Regions from separate parts of the Homo sapiens genome. Here region 2 is linked to region 1. A link is an interaction called in ENCODE POLR2A ChIA-PET data of the cell type or tissue named here. Cell type or tissue: OCI-LY7. All regions are shown on one strand. Each heading gives the region's core, and the rest is flanking DNA. Links, peaks and the distances in the headings are about the cores only.

The links. Peaks named below come from ENCODE experiments on the same cell type or tissue, not always from the same donor. Only the 100,000 strongest peaks of a DNase experiment are listed, where the experiment ranks them.
Region 2: POLR2A ChIA-PET joins it to region 1 with 20 read pairs; 7 of 35 experiments call an interaction of 5 or more read pairs at or near these places.

The regions. Positions count from the first base shown.
Region 1 is chr16:81,710,619-81,720,919 of GRCh38, reverse strand. It overlaps CMIP (c-Maf inducing protein), which reads right to left. Exons shown (of 21, transcript NM_198390.3): 21 at 9,158-10,301. Among named protein-coding and RNA genes, the nearest start is that of PLCG2, 64 kb to the left of the region's middle. RefSeq lists enhancers at 1,642-1,936, 2,016-2,065, 2,933-3,132, 3,153-3,232, 6,654-7,334 and 2 more and a silencer at 3,557-3,780. In OCI-LY7, for the core only: a CTCF peak has its summit at 7,556; DNase peaks (open chromatin) are centred at 4,899 and 5,439; H3K4me3 peaks cover 1,838 bases; H3K27ac peaks cover 1,323 bases.
Region 2 is chr16:81,406,505-81,416,805 of GRCh38, reverse strand. No RefSeq gene overlaps it. Among named protein-coding and RNA genes, the nearest start is that of MIR4720, 27 kb to the right of the region's middle. In OCI-LY7, for the core only: no CTCF peak of the experiment used is centred there; DNase peaks (open chromatin) are centred at 4,755 and 6,005.

The DNA.
Region 1 (10,301 bases), core at 932-8,931:
ACAATGCAAACTGGTTCTCAGGCTCCCAATGGCAGACACCTACCAGGTTGGCCAGGAGGCCCCTCTGTCACTGATGGTCCAGGAAGGTATACCTGGTGACTGTGCAGTTTTCCTGGTAGAGTCTTCCTGGCCTGCCTTGGGAAGGGCTGCCCCTTCAACCTATTCCTCTGTCTTCTAACATAGTTAGTCACTGTCTTAGTCTGGACTTCCCTAGAAGCAGACACTGAGATAAAGATTTTCATTTGAGAGTTGGTCCCAGGAAATACCAATGGGACAATGGAAAATGAGGTGGAGAAGGGAAGGAAATCCTAACAAGCCCGTGAGCACTGAGGGCAGCTGGAGATTAATCCCAGGGAGGGACCCTGGGAGCCAGAGGAGAACATGGGCCTCAGAACTCTCCACTTCCCATGAGGAGTGAGGGAGCCGGGGTATTGATACACCACCTCCCATCTGTCATTGGTTGAGGGCTGCTGCCTGGGCAGAGGTGTTAATTCTAGGCCCTTGCAGCCTGTCTTAGGAAATAAGCCAAGGAAACTGAAAGTCACCCTTGACTCCATGTGCACCCTCCCTCCGTACCAACCACCATGTGCTGCTATTTTAAGCCTGAGCTTCCCTTGAATCTGTCTATTTTCTCCACAGGGTCCAAGTCCCAGACCCACACCCATCCATTTACCAACAGTGGAGGGATCTTCCTATAGTGCCTGGCTTATAACCTTGGCTCTGTGCCCTGCTTACTGTGGGACCTTGACCAAGAGATCCAGACTTTCCTGGCTTCCACTTCCCCATCAATAAGGGGTCATATAAGCGCCTGCCTTGTAGGCATGCTAGGAATAGTACATCAGTGTAGTCCTATAAAACCCTTCCTACTGTGCCTGGTGCACAGACAGTGCTATATAAGTGTTTTGTTTTAAAAATCAGTAAAATAATTGCAACCTTTTTTTTTTTTACAATTGCACATACCTCTCAGGACAAATCCCAGACTCCTAAATATGATTCATTAGGTTTTGGCTGGTCTCACCTCCACCTTCCTCTCACAGTGTGCTGCATGATGGCCCCCAGACATACATCCACGCGGAACCCGTGAATGTGACCTTATTTGGAAAAACAGTCTTTGGGGCCTGGTGTGGTGGCTCATGCCTGTAATCTCAAAACTTAAGGAGGCTGAGGTGGGAGGATCACTTGAGCCCAGGAGTTCAAGATGAGACTGGGCAACACAGTGAGACCCCATCTCTACAAAACATTTTTAAAAATTAGCTGGACATGGTAGTGCACGCCTGTAGTCCCAGCTACTCGTGAGATTGAGGCAGGAAGATTACTTGAGCATGGGAGATTGAGGCTGCAGTGAGTCATGACTGTGCCACTATACTGTAGCCTGGGTGGCAGAGCCAGACCCAGAAAGAGAGGAGGGGAAGGGAAGAGAGGGGAAGGGAGGGGAAGGGAGGGGAAGGGAGGGGAAGGGAGGGGAGGGGAGGGGAGGGGAGGAGAGGAGAGGGGAGGAGACGGGACGGGACGGGACGAGACGAGACGAGACGGGACGAGACGAGACGAGACGAGACGAGACGAGACTGGAACTGCAAAGATTGCAGCTGTGATAAAGGATCTCAAGACAAAGTCATCCCGGATCATCCAGGTGAGCCCTGGTTTGCTTCCACTTTTTGGCTATTAAGTCCAGTGGCATGTGTCCTTATAAGAAGGGAGAGAACAGACAGGTGACGAGGCCATGCGAAGATGGAGGTGGAGGCTAGCGCTGTAGCCACAAGCTAAGGAGCACCCAGAGCCACCGGAAGCTGCAGGGGCAGGGCATGTGTCCTCCCCCGTGCTTTCAGAGGAAGCACAGCTCTGTCTACAACTTGATTTTAGGCTTCTCCAAACTGCTAGAGAACAAGTTTCTATTGTTTTAGGCCACCCAGTTTGCGATAAGTTGCTACAACTGATATATTCTGTAACTAAGTACTTAGTAACAAAGTATCCAAAAGAAGATGCCTTAAAATAAGAGATTCACCTTCATCCTCTCACAGTCTGGCAGCTGGAAATCGCAGTCTTGGTGTCTTTCTGAGGGCTGCGAAGGGGAAGCTGCCACGTCCTCCCTCCTGGCTTCTGGTGTTCACTGGCCATCTTTGGCTTGCAGCTGTACCACTCCAGGCTCTGTCTTCATCCTCATGTGGCCTCTTCCTGTCTCTGTCCTTTCACTCTGACTTCCCTCTATGCATATCTCTGTGTCCAAATTTCTCCTTCCAGCTGTGCATGATGGCTCACGCCTGTAATCCCAGCACTTTGGAAGGCCAAGGCAGGTGGATCACCTGAGGCCAGGAGTTCGAGACTGCCTGGCTAACATGGTGAAACCCCGTCTCTACTAAAAATACAAAAAAATAATTAGCCCGCCATGATGGTACACGCATGTAATTGCAGCTACTCGGGAGACTGAAGCAGGAGAATCACTTGAACCTGGGAGGCAGAGGTTGCAGTGAGCTGAGATCATGCCACTGCACTCCAGCCTGGGCGACAGAGCAAGACTCCAAAAAAATAAAAATAAAAATAAAAATAAATAAATAAATAAATTTCTCCTTCTCAAATGGGTATCAGTCATATTAAACTTGTGCTCACCCTAATGATCTCACTTTAATTTGATCACCTCTGTAAAAACCCTATTCCCAAATAAAGTCGCATTCTGAGGAACTGCAGTTTAGGACTTCAATGTCTCTTTTCTGGGGGATACAATTCAACCCTGACAACCGTACACCCCCAAGCCCATCACACTTCCCACTGGCCGTTCCCAGCCTATATCCGGCTCTGGTCTGTTGCCAAGTCTTTGCACACTCCCTTTTCCCCTCTGGTGACTCAGCAAACATTTTCATTCTTCATTCTCAACAATACCACCTCCTCCAGGAAGTCTCCCGTGATGCCCATAGGCCTGGGTTCACTGCCCACCATCTGTGCCTGCCTTAGTGTCCTGTCATGGCATTTGCCATGCAGTATGTGACTGACTCCTTGCCAGCATGCTTGGGTGCTGAGCCCCTGGAGGACAAGGGCCATGTCTCTTGCTGCTGTTTCTTCTTTCTCTAAACCACTTTATTGTGGTCTAATTAACACAGAGGAAGCCATGCATATTTAACGCTTACAACTTGATGATTACGGAGATGAGTATACAGCCGTGAAACCATGCTGAAACAGCCTTTGCAAAATTATAACAGGAAAAATGACGGCAGTGAAAGAAATCAGACCTAACCAAATCAATCTTGCTTCTAACCTTTAAGCTGTCCTTGCTCATTCCTGGGTGTAGGCCGAACTAACTTTAGGAAGGAATTCAGTTCATGGTTTGACTCTGAAACAAAATTGATAAGAGCCCTTTCCCAGAAAGACCCCCTTCTTGCCTGGGGACCAGACTGCCTTTGCAGGACTAACAAATTAGCTACAAGGTTAGAAATTACAGTTTAGGGCCAGGCACAGTGGCTCATGCCTGTAATCCCAGCACTTTGGGAGGTCGAGGCGGGCGGATCACCTGAGGTCAGGAAGGTCAGGAGTTCGAGATCAGCCTGGGCAACACGGTGAAACCCCGCCTTTACTAAAAATACAAAATTAGCCGGGCATGGTGGCACATGCCTTTAATCCCAGCTACTCGGGAGGCTGAGGCAGGAGAATCGCTTGAACCTGGGAGGTGGAGGATGTGGTGAGCCGAGATTGTGCCATTGCACTCCAGCCTGGGAAACAAGAGTAAATCTCCGTCTCACAAAAAAAAAAAAAAAAAAAAAATTTCAGTTTAGGGATCATGCAGCCTCTGGCTCCAAGAGTATGAACCTTCCCCAGATTGCTCCTGGGCATAACATCACTATCGTAAAACCTAAGATCAGTGCTTGAGATATGTTGCAGACCCTGCACTCATGGATCAGCTGACACCACCCAGACAGGTAATCTGGCTCAACCAGTTCTGCCATCCCACCCAGGGACAGAAAACAGCAAGAAAACCTCACTTCAACCCCCTGTGATTCCATCTCCAGCCCCACCAATCAGCCCTCCCCACTTCCCAAGCCCCCACTCGCCAAATTATCTTTAAAAACTCTGATTCCCAAATATTCAGGGAGACTGATTTGAATAAAAATGAAACTCTGGGCTCCCGCACAGCTGGCTCTGTGTAAATTACTCTTTCTCCATTGCATTTCCCCTGTCTTGATCAATTGGCCCTATCTTGATCAATTGGCCCTGTCTAGGCAGTGGGCGTGGTGAACCTGTTGGGTGGTTACATACAAGAAGCCGTACATATTTAACACATACAACTCGGTGAGTGTGGGGATGAGCATACACCCGTGAAACCATACTGAAACTGCCTTTGCAAAATTTTAACAGGAGAAATGATGGCAGTGAAAGAAATCAGACCTAACCGACTCTATCTTGCTTCTAACCTTTAAGTTGTCCTTGTTCATTCCTGAACGTAAGTCAAACTAACTTTGGGAAGGAATTCAGTTCATGGCTTGACTCTGAAACAAAATTGGTAACAGCCCTTTCCTGAAAAGACCTCCTTCTTGCCTGGGGACCAGACTGCCTTTGCAGGACTAACAAATTAGCTACAAGATTAGAAATTTCAGTTTAGGGGTCATGCAGCGTCTGGCTCCAAGAGTCTGAACCTCCCCAAATTGCTCCTGGGGATAACATCATAGTCTATGCCATAAACCTTTCCATCTCCTTCAAAAGTTTCCTCCCGCCCCAGTTATTTGTTATTACGATTGTGTGTGATAATAACATCTCCATGCTTAGCAAATCTTAAGTATATACTGTAATATTGTTAACTATGGTCATTATGCGTATGGTACTTCTCAAGGGTTTTTCCATCTTGCATACCTGAAACTTCGTTCCCTTTGACCAATACCTCCCCACTTCCCCCTCCCTTCAGCCCTTGGCAACCACCATTCCACTTTCTGTTTCTATGAGTTTGATTATTTTAGATTCCTCATAGAAGTGGTATTATGCAGTATCTGTCCTCCTGTGCCTGGTTTATTTCACTTAGCACACATGCCCTCCAGTTCCTCCACGATGCTGCAAAGAGCAGGATTCCCTTCTTTGTAAAGGCGTAAAGGACACCACTTTGGAATGGTGTTCCATTGTGTGTATATATCACATTTTCTTTATCCATTCATCTGCTGAGGGACAATTGGGCCGATTCTGTATCTTGACAGTTGTGGACAGTCCTGCAGTGAACATGACAGTGCAGATCTCTTCTCTAGATCCTGATTTCAATTCCTTTGGATATGTTCCCAGAAGTGCGATTGCTGGATCATATATGGTAGTTCTGTTTTTCATTTTTTGAGGAAGCTCCCTGCTGTTTTCCACAGTGGCTATCCACCAATTTCCATTCTCACCAACAACGTACCAGGGTTCCCCTGTTCTCCACACACTCACCAACCTTTGTTTTCTTTTGTTTTTGATGATGGCCACACCTCACAGGTGTCAGGTGGTATCTCATTGTGGTTTTCATTTGCATTTCCTTGACGATTAGTGACTTTTTTTTTTTTTTTTTTTAGACAGAATCTCGCTCTGTCACACAGGCTGGAGTGCAGTGGCGCGATCTCAGCTCACTGCAACCTCTGCCTCCCCGGTTCAAGCAATTCTCCTGGCTCAGCCTCCCGAGTAGCTGGTATTACAGGCGTTCACCATTACGCCGAGCTAATTTTTTGTATTTTTAGTAGAGGTGGTGTTTCACTATGTTGGCCAGGCTTGTCTTGAACTCCTGACCTTGTGATCTGCCTGCCTCGGCCTCCCAAAGTGTTGGGATTACTGGCATGAGCCACCGCGCCTGGCCCCTTTGCCCATGTTTATTTCTATCGAATTCTGACAGACCTTTGCCCATTTTTTAATTGGGTTATTTGGTTTTTTGTTATTGAGCTGTAGGTCTTTTGCTTCTTCTCACATGTTTTCTAGCACTCCCCCTGGACCTGTTGGAAGCAGGTCCTCAATAATGAATTGCTGAATGCATGAATGGATGAATGAATGAATGAGGCCAAGCCCTTTTCCAAGATTCTCTGATCTCTTTTTTCTTATTGTGCTCTGGGGGAGCTTCTAGCAAAGTCTAGCTAGCTTTAGAGCAGCCTGTCAGTCACAAATGACAGCTCAGCTCACCAGGTTCTCATGCTGCACAACTCTGGGGAGCGCCATTCACACTGCAGTGTAAGAGACCGGAAGACAGCGCGTTCTAAGGCAGGCGCTGTAAGTGGGGCAACGTGGAGATGTGCATTGCCAGGCAGCCCCAGAGCTGTTTGTAAGAATCCAATTGTTGCCCTCTTGGTTGAGCTTCACACTGCTCCCAATGACAGGATTTGCCTTAAATTTTCTGAATTAGGCCGGGCCCGGTGGCTCATGCCTGTAATCCCAGCACTTTGGGAGGCCGAGGCAGGCGGATCACCAGGTCAGGAGATCGAGACCATCCTGGCTAACACGGTGAAACCCCGTCTCTAATAAAAATACAAAAAATTAGCCGGGCGTGGTGGCGGCGCCTGTAGTCCCAGCTACTCGGGAGGCTGAGGCGGGAGAATGGCGTGAACCCGGGAGGTGGAGCTTGCAGTGAGCCGAGATCGCGCCACTGCCCTCCAGCCTGGGCGACAGAGCGAGACTCCGTCTCAAAAAAAAAAAAAAAAAAAAAAATTCTGAATTAATACCGCTGTCCCCAGCACGGGGTTAGATCTCTGTTGGACTCTCACTGGGCCCATTTGGGGCTGGCACCAACAGTTGCTGGTTTTACTTGGAGGTGGGGGATGGTCATTGAGGTAGGTCCTCGCAGAGACCCCTCAGAGAGAAGAGAATTCTGGAGAGAAGGAAAGAAGCGCTAGCTATGAAGGGTGGGCGGGGCTCCAGGCTAGGTAATTAGCAAGGGATGCAGAGGCACCCGGGAACCCAGGAACCAGTAACCAGTAACCAGGGGAGCTATCACCACCCCTGGGTTGAAGGGCGAGGGGAGTACGTGGTGTAACTCAGTGCAGCTGGGAGGAGGCACAGGCCAGGTGTGAGCATCGCAGAGGTGCAGGCAGGGTTAGGGACGCTGAGGCACCCAGGAACCAGCGAGGGGCAGTTCCCAGGCTAAGGCTGAAGGGGCGAGACAGGGAGCTGTGTTACCTCGAAAGCTGGAATCCTGGTGAGCAGCCCACGGAGGGAGGCAACTCCTGCCAGCAACGGGCACAGCGGCTGGGATGCCAGGGAAGACACCCCCTACTTCTTCCAGCGGGGAGCCTGCATTCTCCAGCTTCACCCAGTGGGCAGAGGAGCCCAGCTGCTGCGGGGCAGAGCAGGGAGGAAGGCTGAGAGTGGCCCCCGGCTACATCTTCCCCCAACCCTTGGAGCAATGAACACCTGTGGTGAGCCAGGCCCTACGCCGGTGGAGAAGGCAACATGGAGCAGGCTGAAGCGTCTGGCTCGCGCATGCACACGTCTATACCACTAGCTGGTCCTCTGGCCTGAGGATGGGAGCTCAGGCAGCCAAGGGCTCTTTGGACTGTTCATTTGATGTCCTTGGTGAGGCCTCTCACCCCCGCAGTCAAGAGCCCTCCTGTCCTTTTTCCATAGCGCCTGCTCTCCGTGTGACCTGAGGAAGGCGCCGCTGAGTGACTGACACTATTTTTTTTTTTTTTTTTTTGAGATGAAGTCTCACTCTGTCACCCAAGCTGGAGTGTAATGGCGAGATCTCGGGTCACTGCAACCTCCGCCTCCCAGGTTCAAGTGATTCTCATGTCTCAGCCTCCTCAGTAGCTGGGATTACAGGTGTGGGCCACTATACCCGGCTAATTTTTGTATTTTTAGTAGAGATAGGGTTTTACTACATTGGCCAGGCTGGTCTCGAACTCCTGACCTCAGGTGATGTACCCGCCTCGGGCTCCCAAAGTGCTGGGGTTACAGGCATGAGCCACCGCACCCAGCCTTCTCACCTGTCTTAAAAAGACCTGGCAGAGGCCTCTGGAAGGAGGCCACCAGGGCATAGAGAGAGGTGGGGCAGGTAGCAGAGGGAGCTGGATGGTGTGGGGACGGTGGGGGCTGGCAGGGGGCAACTCCAGACACAGAGTCTCTGGAGAGCTGGTTTCGGGCCGGGCCCATGGTGGAGAGGCAGAGGACTGGCTCGTGGACATCCTGGATTTCTGTCAGCATGTGGAGGCAGGACATGCCTGGGCTGAGGACAAGGATACCCCTGCTGAGCTGGGGGACCCTGAAGGGTGACTGGTTTAGGAAGAGGGGTGAAGATAAAGCATTTTTTCTTTACTTTTTTTTTTTTGAGACGGAGTCCTGCTCTGTCGCCAGGCTAGAGTGCAGAGGCGCAATCTCGGCTTGCTGCAACCTCTGCCTCCCGGGTTTAAGCGATTCTCCTGCCTCAGCCTCCCGAATAGCTGGGACTACAGGCACACGCCACCACGCCCAGCTAATTTTTGTATTTTTAGTAGAGACAGGGTTTCACCATGTTGGCCAGGATGGTCTCGATCTCTTGACCTTGTGATCCACCCGCCTCGGCCTCCCAAAGTATTGGGATTACAGGAGTGAGCCACCGTGCCTGGCCAAGATAAAGCATTTATTTTTGGACTTGTCAAGATTGCCTCTTGGAGACATCTAGGGGGAGGAGGCAGCTGAAGTGTGGGTCTAGGAACCTGGCATTGACCAGCAGCACAGCATCACCTGGAAACTCGTCAGGAATGCAGATTCCCAGGCACCACCTAGCGCTATGGCGTCAGTATCTGCGTTTTCACAAGACCCCCTAGGTGGATGGAAGGCACATTCCTTGGAGTAGCTCTGGGCTACAGCTTTCGTAAGGCCCTGCTGAACAGCAGCACTGACCTCAGTCTATGACACGGAGTCTCAGCTGGGGAGCGAACTATCCCCCCACGGGACACGTGGCAACATCTGGAGACACTCTGGTTGTCATAAATGGGGAAGGGGTGCTACTGCTGGGTAGAAGCCAAGGATGCTGTTCAATGTCTGGCAATGAACACAACAGCCCCCCTGCAACGAAGACAGCTCCGGCCCCAGTGGCCAACAGCAGCCAGGATGCTGAGCCCTGGTCCTCAGGAAGTGCGCACAGAAGGTGGCGAGGGCATCCCGGCACTGTCTTGAGCCTCAGATTTCCCGCCTGGGCTTCGCCCCCTCCTTGGACCTTCTCCCGCTGGGCGCCGAGAAACCACACAAAGGCCAGACATTGATGAGTCACTTACAGTTTATTTTTGCCTGAAAGTATTTCACATCTCTTTGTACACAGCTACGTGACAGTAGTATTAACCATCAGGAAAAGCAACAGTGCGAGGGGAAAGGTGGCATGTCTTGTTTCTTCTTTTTTTTTTTTCCTTTTTTATTTTTTTTATTTTTATTTATTTTTTTATTTTTATTTTTTTTGCTTCTGCTTCTTCCCGCACCAGAGTGCTGTGAAGTATGGGACCGGAGGGGGGAAAGAAAAGAAAACCAAACAACTAAAAACAACAACAAAAAACAAAACACAAAACAGAACACACTCACACACACACGAAATAAAACCTGGCACGGAAAATGAATTAAGACTGGAACCCAGTTTCTTTTTTTTTTCCTTTTTTAAAAAAATGAGGGCATAGTGGGGGGGTAATAAAGTCTACCTAGCAAAGTATAAAACGACAAAAGCATGGTTTCCATTGAATAAGATTAAATATATATAAAACAAGTACACTGACTGTGGGGTAGGTTTGGAGGTGCCGGAGGAGGGAAGTATTTGTGCTAAACCAACAGAAAAAAGGGCTGGGGGGAGAGGGGGACCCCAAATAAACCATCAACGGGCTGTTCTGTACAGTGAGGGCTTATTAAGAAAAAGCCGACTGTTTATAAAAGAAACGGAGGTTGGTTTGTCTTCGGAGCAGGTGGGGACAGAAGGAGTGTCTTCGTTGCAGTGGTCACATGTGGGGGGTGGCGGGGGTGGGGTGGGGAGGGCAGTCGGACTGGCGGAGGCGACACATCTCTCTTTTCCCAAGAGACCATGCAGAGAGGCGGGCATGCATGGGGCCACGTGAAGCACACGATGGCAGGGGGAGCCCAGGGGTGACAGAGTCTCCGTTGGGGACAGGGGACAGCAAAGGCTGACAGGGACAGGAGCTCCCTGGGGGTGGGGAACAGCTCTTTTACCGGGGTGGACTGGAGAGGGCGGGTTAGCAGCCTCCCATTCAAGTCTAAAAGGTGCCGAGAGAAAGAGCTTGGGCCTTAGTGGAGCAAGGGGATCTTAATCCCTCCTCCTCCAGCCTGAGCCCCACCTCGTGAGGGAGTTGGAGACATTTGGAAATCAGAAACGCACAGTGGTGGGTGGGGGAGTGGGCAGACAGACA
Region 2 (10,301 bases), core at 1,423-9,422, 300 kb after region 1:
TGTCCTCCCCACTAAAGATGTGGAAATCCTAAGCAGAGTATCTGTGAATGTGATCTTATTTGGAAACAGGGGGCTGGACGCAGTGGCTCATGCCTGTAATCCCAGCACTTTGGGAGACCGAGGCAGGCAGATCACCTGAGGTCAGGAGTTCGAGAAACATACAGTGCTAGGTGGTGAAACCCCACCTCTATTAAAAAAATTAAAAAATTAGCCAAGTGTGGTGGTGCGTGCCTATAATCCCAGCTACCCAGGAGGCTGAGGCAGGAGAATTGCTGGAACCCAGGAGGTGGAGGCTGCGGTGAGTTGAGATCCCACCACAGCACTCCAGCTTGGGTGACAGAGGGAGATTCCGTCTCAAAAAAAAAAAAAAAAAAAAAATTAGCCCAGCTTGGTGGCGGATGCCTGTAATTCCAGCTACTCAGAAGGCTGAAGTATGAGAATTGCTTGAACCCGGGAGGCGGAAGTTGCAGTGAGCTGAGATGGCACCACCGCACTCCAGCCTGGGCAACAGAGTGAAACTGTGTCTCAAAAAAAAATAATAAAAAAAAAATAGGCAATAGGGTATTTGGAGGTGATCAAGTTGAGTCATTAGGATAGGCCCCAATTCAATATGCCTGGTGTCCTTATGAAAAGGGAAATTTTGGACACAGAGACAGAAATGCATAGAAGGAAACGACTGACAGGCTCAGGGGGGATGCCATTTCCAGGCCAGGGAATGGCTGAGGCTACCTACTGGAACCCAGGGGAGGCGTGAAACAGATCCTCTCTCGCTGCCCGCAGAAAGAAGCAGTGCTGCCGGCACCTGACTGCAGTCTTCAGCCTCCGGAACTGCAAGGCAGCACGCCGTTGTTGCTCGGGCCACCCAGTGTGTGGTAGTCTGTTACGGTTGCCCTGGGAAACCAACACAGCCATCTCCCAATGAATGACTCGTTAATTATGGTCCAACCCACCCCATGGAATACCCTAGGACAGTGGAAGTGACCCACAGAGGCAACAGGCAGGGTGACCCAGGCAGGATGATACCACTTACATAATGCTCCATCTGGTTACTGCAAACATGAGCGAGTATTAACAATATAAAAACACGCACACAGGGAGGGGAACATCACACACCGGGGCCTATCGGGGGGTCGGGGGCTAGGGGAGGGATAGCAATAGGAGAAATACCTAACGTAGATGACAGGTTGATGCGTGCAGCAAACCACCATGGCACGTGTATACCTATGTAACAAACCTGCACGTTCTGCACAGGTACCTCAGAACGTAAAGTATAATAAAAATAAATAAATGAATAATTTAAACAAACAAAAACATGCACGGGAAGAGAAATACCAGGTTTTATCTGGAGAGTGGTGACACGTCCCTTGAGAGAGAAAACCTGGATGTAAAAGAACCCCTTGAAATCAGGGGTTTCCGCTGTATTCTATAATGTTGTGTTTCTTGGAAAGGATTGAAAAGAATTAGATAGAATTCATTTGATTAACAAATACTATTTCAGTGCTTACTGAGTTGGGGCAGGGCTTAGCCCCATGCACAATTGCATCCAAGAATCCAGGGTTTTGCTCTGTTGCCCAGGCTGGAGTGTAGTGATGTGATCACAGCTTACTGCAGCCTTGACACTCCCCCACCACTTTCCCGCCCCCCACCCCCACCCCGCCACTTCCCTGCCTCCCCCCCGCCCTCCCTCCCCCCGACCCAAGTACCTAGACTCCTGGGTTCAAACAACCCTCCTGCCTGGGTCTCCCAAAATGCTGAGATGACAGGCATAAGCAACTGTGCTGGGCCAGGAAATGCTTCTCAATTCAAGATCCCTCTCTAGGAACATACCACTGCCTTCTCCTCTCCAAACAATGTGTTTTTCCACACATAAGGTGAGTTTCAGAAAGCAGCAGTCTACTCACGTTTGCAAGCACACACACACACACACACACACACACACACACACTTCAAAAAGAACAACACAACAAAGCAATTTTCTCGCCGCACTTTTTTTTTTTCCGTAAAGAAGCAGACAATTCAGATCCCTCTTTCGCATCATGGTAATAGAAAAGAACAAAAACACACCAAAGAAAGAAGCCGACAGCAAGACAACCAGGCATTTCCACTGAACAAGACATGCAAATCCCGGAACCTGCAGACCCTGAAGGCCCATGAGGAAATGCAAAGAATAAACAAACTCATGGGAAATCATTCAATGAGCGTGGCCAGGATCCCCACCCCCACGTATACCAGGAGAACCAGGGCAGGGTTGCTTCTCGGGAGCTGAAGTGGGCTCTGAGGGTCCCTGCCTGAGCTGTCAGCTCAGAAAGCCAAGAAAGAGGCAAGCCCTGGAAAAACTGCACTTGCTCTATGGAGCAAGTCACCGTCAGAGGCCAGGAGGCTGGGGTGTGGGTATGAGACCAGGCAGAAGGAGGTTGGCCAGGGGATCCCCCGTGATGGTCTCAGAGACAGACCATTTGTGAGTGCCCAGCAATGAGGCAGTAGACTAGCAATGAAACTGAGATTTAAGCACCATTTTATTCTATTTGTAATTTCTTTCTTTTTTTTTCCTGTTTATTTTTTTTTGAGACAGTCTCACTCTGCTGCCCAGACTGGAGTGCAGCAGCGCAATCTCAGCTCACTGCAACCTCCACCTCCCAGGTCCAAGCGACTCTCCTGCCTCAGCCTCCCAAGTAGCTGGGACTACAGGCATGCACCACCAGACCTGGCTAATTTTTTGTATTTTCAGTAGAGATGGGGTTTCACCATATTGCCTAGACTGGTCTCGAACTCCTAAGCTCAAGCCGTCTGCCTGCCTCTGCCTCCCACATCTATTTGCAATGTTTTGAATAACACCCAAGGCCAAGAAGATGCAGTGGAACTGGACGATGAAATTTACATGCAAGCAGGAGCTGAACCATCCTTTAATTCACTCAGCGTCTGTTTAGTGAGCACCTACCATGTGCCAGCCTGATGCCAGGCACGAGGAAGCTGTGTGATGAAGGGCTCACATGGTGTCCATGTGTGGGGCATCCGGGTCCCTGGCATTTGGCAGCCTCTGATTTGCCACTTGTGTTTAGCAGCCGTGGGTACAAAGTAGGGGGCCCAGAGTCTGTGCAGCTGCCCTTTAATCCAGTCGGCTCATTTACCACGCACAGCAAGTCTCTGGGCAGAGGCAGCATTATTTGCCTTTTACTAGGAAGACCAGCTTGTTCTGATTTGCCTGGGTCTTGCCTGGTTTTAGCACAGAAAGTCCCACATCCTGGGGACCCCCTTAAGCTGAGAAAACAGGGACAATTGGTCACTCTGCATTTTCCAGATGAGGAAACAAGGTTAGGGAGGTAAAGGGATTGGACCGAGGCTAATTTGCTGAGTAAGGGTTGAAAGCCAGGCCATTGGGTTTTGTAGTGGCCTAGGAGGGGAAGACAGACAAATCAAAGACCATGCGCCACCTCAAGGAAGCCCCCAGTGTGTTATTTTTGATGAAAGTAGCTGATGCTCAGTGCTGGTCAGGACTGGTGAGTGAGGCAGGACCAGGCGGACCCTGTGTCAGTATCGAGCTGACTGTCTCCTTGGAAAAGCAATTTGGCAACTCGTATTAATGCTGTGAAATTGTTCATACTCTTTGACTGAATAAGAGTATGCTTGGACACCTATTCTAATGAAATTATCCTTTTCTTTCTTGTCAAAAAGCTATCAGAGGCCAGGCGTGATGGCTCACACCTGCAATCCCAGCACTTTGGGAGGCTGAGGCAGGCGGATGACTTGAGGTTAGGAGTTCGAGACCAGCCTGGCCAACATGGTGAAACCCCATCTCCACTAAAAATATAAAAAAAATTGGCTGGGCGCGGTGGCTCACACCTGTAATCTCAGCACTTTGGGAGGCCAAGGCGGGCGGATCACAAGGTCAGGAGTTTGAGACCAGCCTGGCCAATATGGTGAAACCCCGTCTCTACTAAAAATACAAAAATTAGCCGGGTGTGGTGGTGGGTGCCGGTAGTCCCAGCTACTTGGGAGGCTGAGGCAGAAGAACCTCCAGGAAGCGGAGGTTGCAGTGAACTGAGATTGTTCTACTGCACTGCAGCCTGGGTGACAGAGCGAGACTCAGTCTCAAAAAAAAAATTATATATATATATATAAAAATTAGCCAGTCATGGTAGTGTGTGCCTATCATCCCAGCTACTCGGGAGGCTGAGGCAGGAGGATCACCTGAGCCCAGGAGGTAGAGGCTGCACTGAGCCAAGATGGTGCCACTGCACTCCAGCCTGGGCAACACGGCAAGACTCTGTCTCAAAAAAAAAAAAAAAAAAAAAAGCTATTTGGAAAGAAAATGTTCTCTGCAGCACTATCTGGAAGAGAAAAGAAATGTTAAGAGCCCAGGTAGGTCAATGGCTCCATACAGCATGAGCCCTCTGCCTCCATGATTACACAGCTATGAAAATGTCACTTTGATGACTGTGTAGCCACATGGAACACTCTTAGGATAGAAGCAGTATCTTATGGAACAGAAAAAGAATGATGCATGCCTTGGGTGCCTGCAACTTTGTAAAATGCTTCTGATTGAGGGCAAGGCTGGAACAGATTACGCTGAATGGGAGGTGTTGTGGGAATAAAGGAAGGTTTTTAGAAGTTATAAGTAGTGGCTGGGCCCAGTGGCCCTCACCTTCCAGCACCTTGGGAGGCTAAGGCAGGAGGATTGTTTGAACTCAGAAGTTTGAGACCAGCCTGAGCAATGTAGTGAGACCTCATCTCTACAAAAAAACTTTAAAATTAGCCAGTGTGGTTGCACACACCTGTGGTAGCAGGTGCACCCTGGAGGCTGAGGCAGGAGGATCGCAGTGAGCCGTGATCGTGCCACTGCACTCCAGCCTGGGCAACAGGAGAGACCACTTTGCCTCAATAATAATAATAACAATAATAATAATAATAATAAATAAAATAAAACTAGTTTTACATCCCATTATACTTTCTTTTAAAAAGCATGGAAGGAAAGCTAGGAATCCTAGGCTTCTGCATGTGGACAAAGATATCATTTGCAAAATGGTCTTGGCTGCACTGGTGGAAATAGTAAATGATTGGAAGCAACCTGAATTCCATCAAGAGAAGAATGTTTAAATAAAAAACTTATTCTTCCATACAGTGAGTGCTACTAAAAACAATGACGCCAGGCACAGTCGCTCATGCCTGTAATCCCAGCACTTTGGAAGGCTGAGGTGTGTGGATCACCTGAGGTCAAGAGCTCAAGACCAGCCTGGCCAACATGGAGAAACCCTGTCTCTACCAAAAATACAAAAATTAGCCGAGTGTGGTGGCACGCGCCTGTAGCCCCAGTTACTCAGCAGGCTGATGCAGGAGAATCGCTTGAACCTGGGAGAGGGAGGTTGCAATGAGCTGAGATCCTGCCACTGCACCCCAGCCTGGGCGACAGAGGGAGACTCCATCTCAAAAAAAAAAAAAAAGAAAAGAAAAACCCACAAATTTTTACAAATTAAAAATCAAACATAAAAAATAATGGTGGGACAGCAGATTCGCCTACCAAGAGCTAGGGGAATCTCATGTTAAAAAATGCTTTGATGTGCAATGACCAAAAAGAGGCTTTTGTGTTTAGCACACAAAAAAAAGCTGGTACACAGGAATTCCCAGGAACTTTCCAGCAGCAGTTGGGATTTTGGCAGGGATCACGCACGCCTGCCTGCCGGGGTGGGGGTGGGGATGGAGCCTGCATCCTCCACGCCTGCCACAGGCACCAGCACTGACCCTGAACTTGGTTTGCTTTCAGCCTGTGCCACAATCTGCTGGGTCTGGAAGGAAGAACAGGGATGGACCCGGCAGAGAGGAAGGGGCAGAGGAAAGGCTTTTCTAGGCAAAGCGAACCGCACATGCATAGGCAAAGAAATATGGGGGAAAGGAGGTATAGAATATCCAAGGAGTTACTGGCTGTGGCTGGGAGGGCAGCATAGTGGCAGCTGAAGAATGTGAACATCCTCCTGGCCACCTGCAGAGCCCTAGCCAGCCACTCACCATCTGCATGCTCTCCCCTCTAAAAGGCAGCACTACTGTGGTCTGCCTACAACCTCGAGCAGGTGCTCGGAAGCTCAAAAGAGGTGATGGGAATGTCTTATTAATTGCAACCCACTCCCAAAATATTTTTATTTTTATTTTTTTTGAGACAGTCTCGCTCTGTTGCCCAGGCTGGAGTGCAATGGTGTGATCTTGGCTAATGGCAACTTCTGACTCCTGGGTTCAAGTGATTCTTCTGCCTCAGCCTCCCGAGTAGCTGGGATTACAGGTGCACGCCACCACGCCCGGCTAATTTTTGTATTTTTAGTAGAGACGGGGTTTCACCATGTTGGCCATGCTGGTTTCGAACTCCTGACCTCAAGTGATCCACCTGCCTTGGCCTCCCAAAGTGCTGGAATTACAGGCGTGAGCCACCATGCCCGGCCTCAAAGGATTATTCTTGTTTGTTTGGTTCTTTAAGAGTTGAGATCTCACTCTGTTGCCCAGGCTGGAGTGCGGTGGTTCAAGTGATCCTCCCGGCTTAGTCTCCTGAGTAGCTGGGACTACAGGTGCGTGCCACCACGACTGGCTAATTTTGTTGCTGTTGTTTGTTTGTTTTTGTAAAGACAGGGTCTCACTGTGTTGCTCAGGCTGTTCTTGAACTGCTGGGCTCACACAATCTTCCTGTCTTGGCCTCCCAAAGTGCTGGAATTACAGGTGTGAGCCACTGTGCCTGGCCCAAGAGATTGTTTTTATTGTGATTGTTCTCGGAATCTTGTTGAGGTTTGATAAAGACACCGGATGTCATGGAGCTCATTTGATCCAAAAAACAGTTCTTTTTTTATTCATTCACTCAACAAATATTTACTGAGAGCCTACTATGTGCCAAGCCCTGCTCTATGTGTTGGGTTAGAGCTCACAGAGACACACATCAAATCGAAGAGATGAAATCACAAGTATATTAAGTGTTGCTAAATACTAAGGAGAAAACTTAAATGGAAATGGAGGACAGGAAGTGAGAGGTTGTAATCTGAGATTGGACTGGTTTCTATCATCCCCAAAGGCATCTCGCCTTTGAGGCACAAAAGTGCTCAAAAACACAGTTGTTGGATGAATCTTAAAGTATCAAAATCCCAGAAGACCTTGAAGATCATCTCCTTCCAAACATTCAGTTTACAGGTGGGAAACTGAGGCTCAGAGAGGCTAAAGTGTGGCTTGTAGACATTGAGTGACCCAGGAAGGAGATGCCTGGGCCCCCTGCTTCTCCCAATACCCCCTCTTGTTCCTCGTCTGTGGCAACCAATGCAGGGTGACTCCAGATCTGCTTGGGACTAGAAAGGAGCTGAAGTCAATAGAGCCAGATCCTGTCCTGGGTGAGCTGGACCAGGGCCAGCTCGGTGGTGGCCACTGGACATGGAGTCTCTTCTGGCCTCCAGCCGTGCCAGGTGCCCATAGCCTTGGCAGCAATGGCGAGGTGCAGAAGAGGAGGGTGGCCCACACGCATCTGTGCACGCACCTGCTCTGTTCCCTTCTATGCATCTGTAGTTGCTCGGCTCACACGGAGCTCAGCAAATGTCGGGGGATTGGGCATGTGATCGTGGGCTACAGGCCAGGCCCTAAGCTGGGTGCCCTAGGGAGGCAGTCAGGAGTGAGGAAAGCCTGAGCCCCGCCTGGGAGATGCTGATGTCAAAGGCTGGGAAACAGGTTCAAACATCACAGCTCACAGAGGAGACTGGGATGGGGAGAGCGGTTTTCGATGGTGGGGGAAGAGTTGCACTGAGATAGGCCTTGCAGGACAGGTAAGGTAGAGACAATGGGGGAAGGAGAGGTAAAGTCAGGGAGGCGGCTGTGCTCAGGAATCAGGGAGCAGGTCTGCAGAAGCCCGGGGGCTGTACATCCAAAAGGGCTGGATGATTGAAGACGCCGGTGGTGGTGTTGGGGGAAGGTGTGGGGTTTGAGTCTTTTAAGGAAAGTTGCTGGGGGTGTTGAGCGGGGCAGTCGCAGACTCTCTAGAGAATTTGAAGTGCTACATTGGTATCTGTGTCCCCTCTGTGACCTTGGGCATGTCACCTGACCTCTCTGAGCCTCAGTTTCCCCACCTGAAAAATGGGACTAAGAATAGTCCTACTTTCTGGGATGCCTGTGAGTGAGCCCAGCACGGGAAGTGGAGCCACTGCTAGGATTCATGTATTCGACATTTATTGAGCACCTACTGAATACCAGGCACTGAGGCTGAAGTGGGGGTTGATGGTGAAGGGTCAAGGCTCCTGGCTTCCCAGGGTAGGTGTGAGTACAAAGATGCACAGGGTAACCAGGTTCTCGGGTTCTGGAAGTAGGGTGAATAGGGCCGTGGTGGCAGGAAGGGATGTTTCCCCAGCCTGCAGGAGTCAGGGTGGGTTTTCTGGAAAAATGAATAATGCATGGAGACTTGAAGAAAGAGAAGCCTCCTAGATGAAAAGGAGAGGAAGGGTCCAGGCACCATGGCTCACGCCTGTAATCCCAGCACTCTGGGAGGCCGAGGCGGATGGATCACCTGAGCTCAGGAGTTCAAGACCAGCCTGGGCAACATGGTGAAACCCCGTCTCTACTAAAAATACAAAAAATTGGCTGGGTGTGGTGGCTCATGCCTGTAATCCCAGCACTTTGGGAGGCCGAGATGGATGGATCAGCTGAGGTCAGGAGTTCAAAACCAGCCTGGCCAATGTGGTGAAACCCCGTCTCTACTAAAAATACAAACATTAGCCAGGGGTGGCGGCACACACCTGTAATCCCAGCTACTGGGGAAGCTGAGGCATGAGAATTGCTTGAACCCAGGAGGCAGAGGTTACAGTGAGCTGAGATCGTGCCATGCACTCCAGCCTGAGCAACCAGAGTGAAACTCAAGAAAGAAAGAAAAAGAGAGAGAGAGAAAGAGAGAAGGGGAGAGAGAGAAGGAAGGAAGGAAGGAGGGAGGGAGGGAGGGAGGGAAGGAAGAAAGGAAGGAAGGAAGGTAGGAAAGAAAGAAAGGAAGGAAGGAAGGAAGAAAGAAAGAAAAAAGAATGAAAGAAAGAAAGAAAGAAAGAAAGAAAGAAAGAAAGAAAGAAAGAAAGAAAAGAACATGTGAAGGAAGACCTGGCAGGGTGGGGGCAGGACCTGACCCACTAGCCAGGTTGCTCTCCTGGAAACAGGGTTGTCCCTACTGGGGTTGGAAATTTGTCTCCATAACGTGTGAGTGTGGGAAGCACTGGCATTTGGTGGTGGCAGTGGGCAGGAAAGCTAGACAGACAGTCCCTGATGACAAGAATGGGCCCTCGGCCCCCAGGATGGGCTGCCGTCTCTCAGGACATTCACGTAGGCGAAAACCCTGCTTGAAATTATCTGTGTCTGGAATCTAACTTCACTTTACATAAAAAGGCCGTTTTTTCCTGCTCAGTTTTCATTGTCCCTGCATTTCCCAGGAGCACAACCACAGCGTAAATGGAGGTAAGGTTGTTCTTTGTTTCATTTGGACGTTAACCAAGAGTTGCTCACCATTTTGGAAAATCACGTCACTGAGAGCCTGCCAGCCTGTGATGTTTGAGTCACCCACAGGCACACCTGTGGCCATCTGTGCTGTGGCTGCAGCCTTCCTGGGGATTCCTGAGCAGGAGCAAGTGGCTTACTACTTCTTTATGTCTCTGGGGTAGAGGGGGTTCTAATGTCCCCACATACAATTTTATGTCAAATTAATTTCTTTTTAATCCTCCTTTATATTGTAAATAGGCATGATATTGATGTATCTGAAATCACATGTATAGCTAAATTATATACCAGGGAATTCAACTTCAAGACAGAAAGAAACATTCAAAATATTAGTTTTGACCAGGTACGGTGGCTCACGCCTATAATCCCAGCACTTTGGGAGGCCAAGGTGGGAGGATGGCTTGAGGCCAGGAGTTTGAGACCAGCCTGGGCAACATAGCAAGGACCCATCTCTGTGAAAAATACAAATATTAGCTGCGTATGGTGTCACGTGCCTGTAATCCCAGCTACTTGGGAGGCTGAGGCAGGACAATTACTTGAGCCTCGCAGTCTGAGGTTACAACGAGAGCTGTGATCGTGCCACTGCACTGCAGCCTGGGTGACAGTAACAGAGCAATATTTTCTATATATATTTTGGAAAAATATTATATTTTGGCAGGATGGGGGCCGGACATGACCCATATACATAATATATATATCTATATATATATATATTTTGGCTGGGCGCGGTGGCTCACACCTGTCATCCCAGCACTTTGGAAAGCCGAGGTGGGGGGATCACGAGGTCAGGAGATTGAGACCATCCTGGCTAACACTGTGAA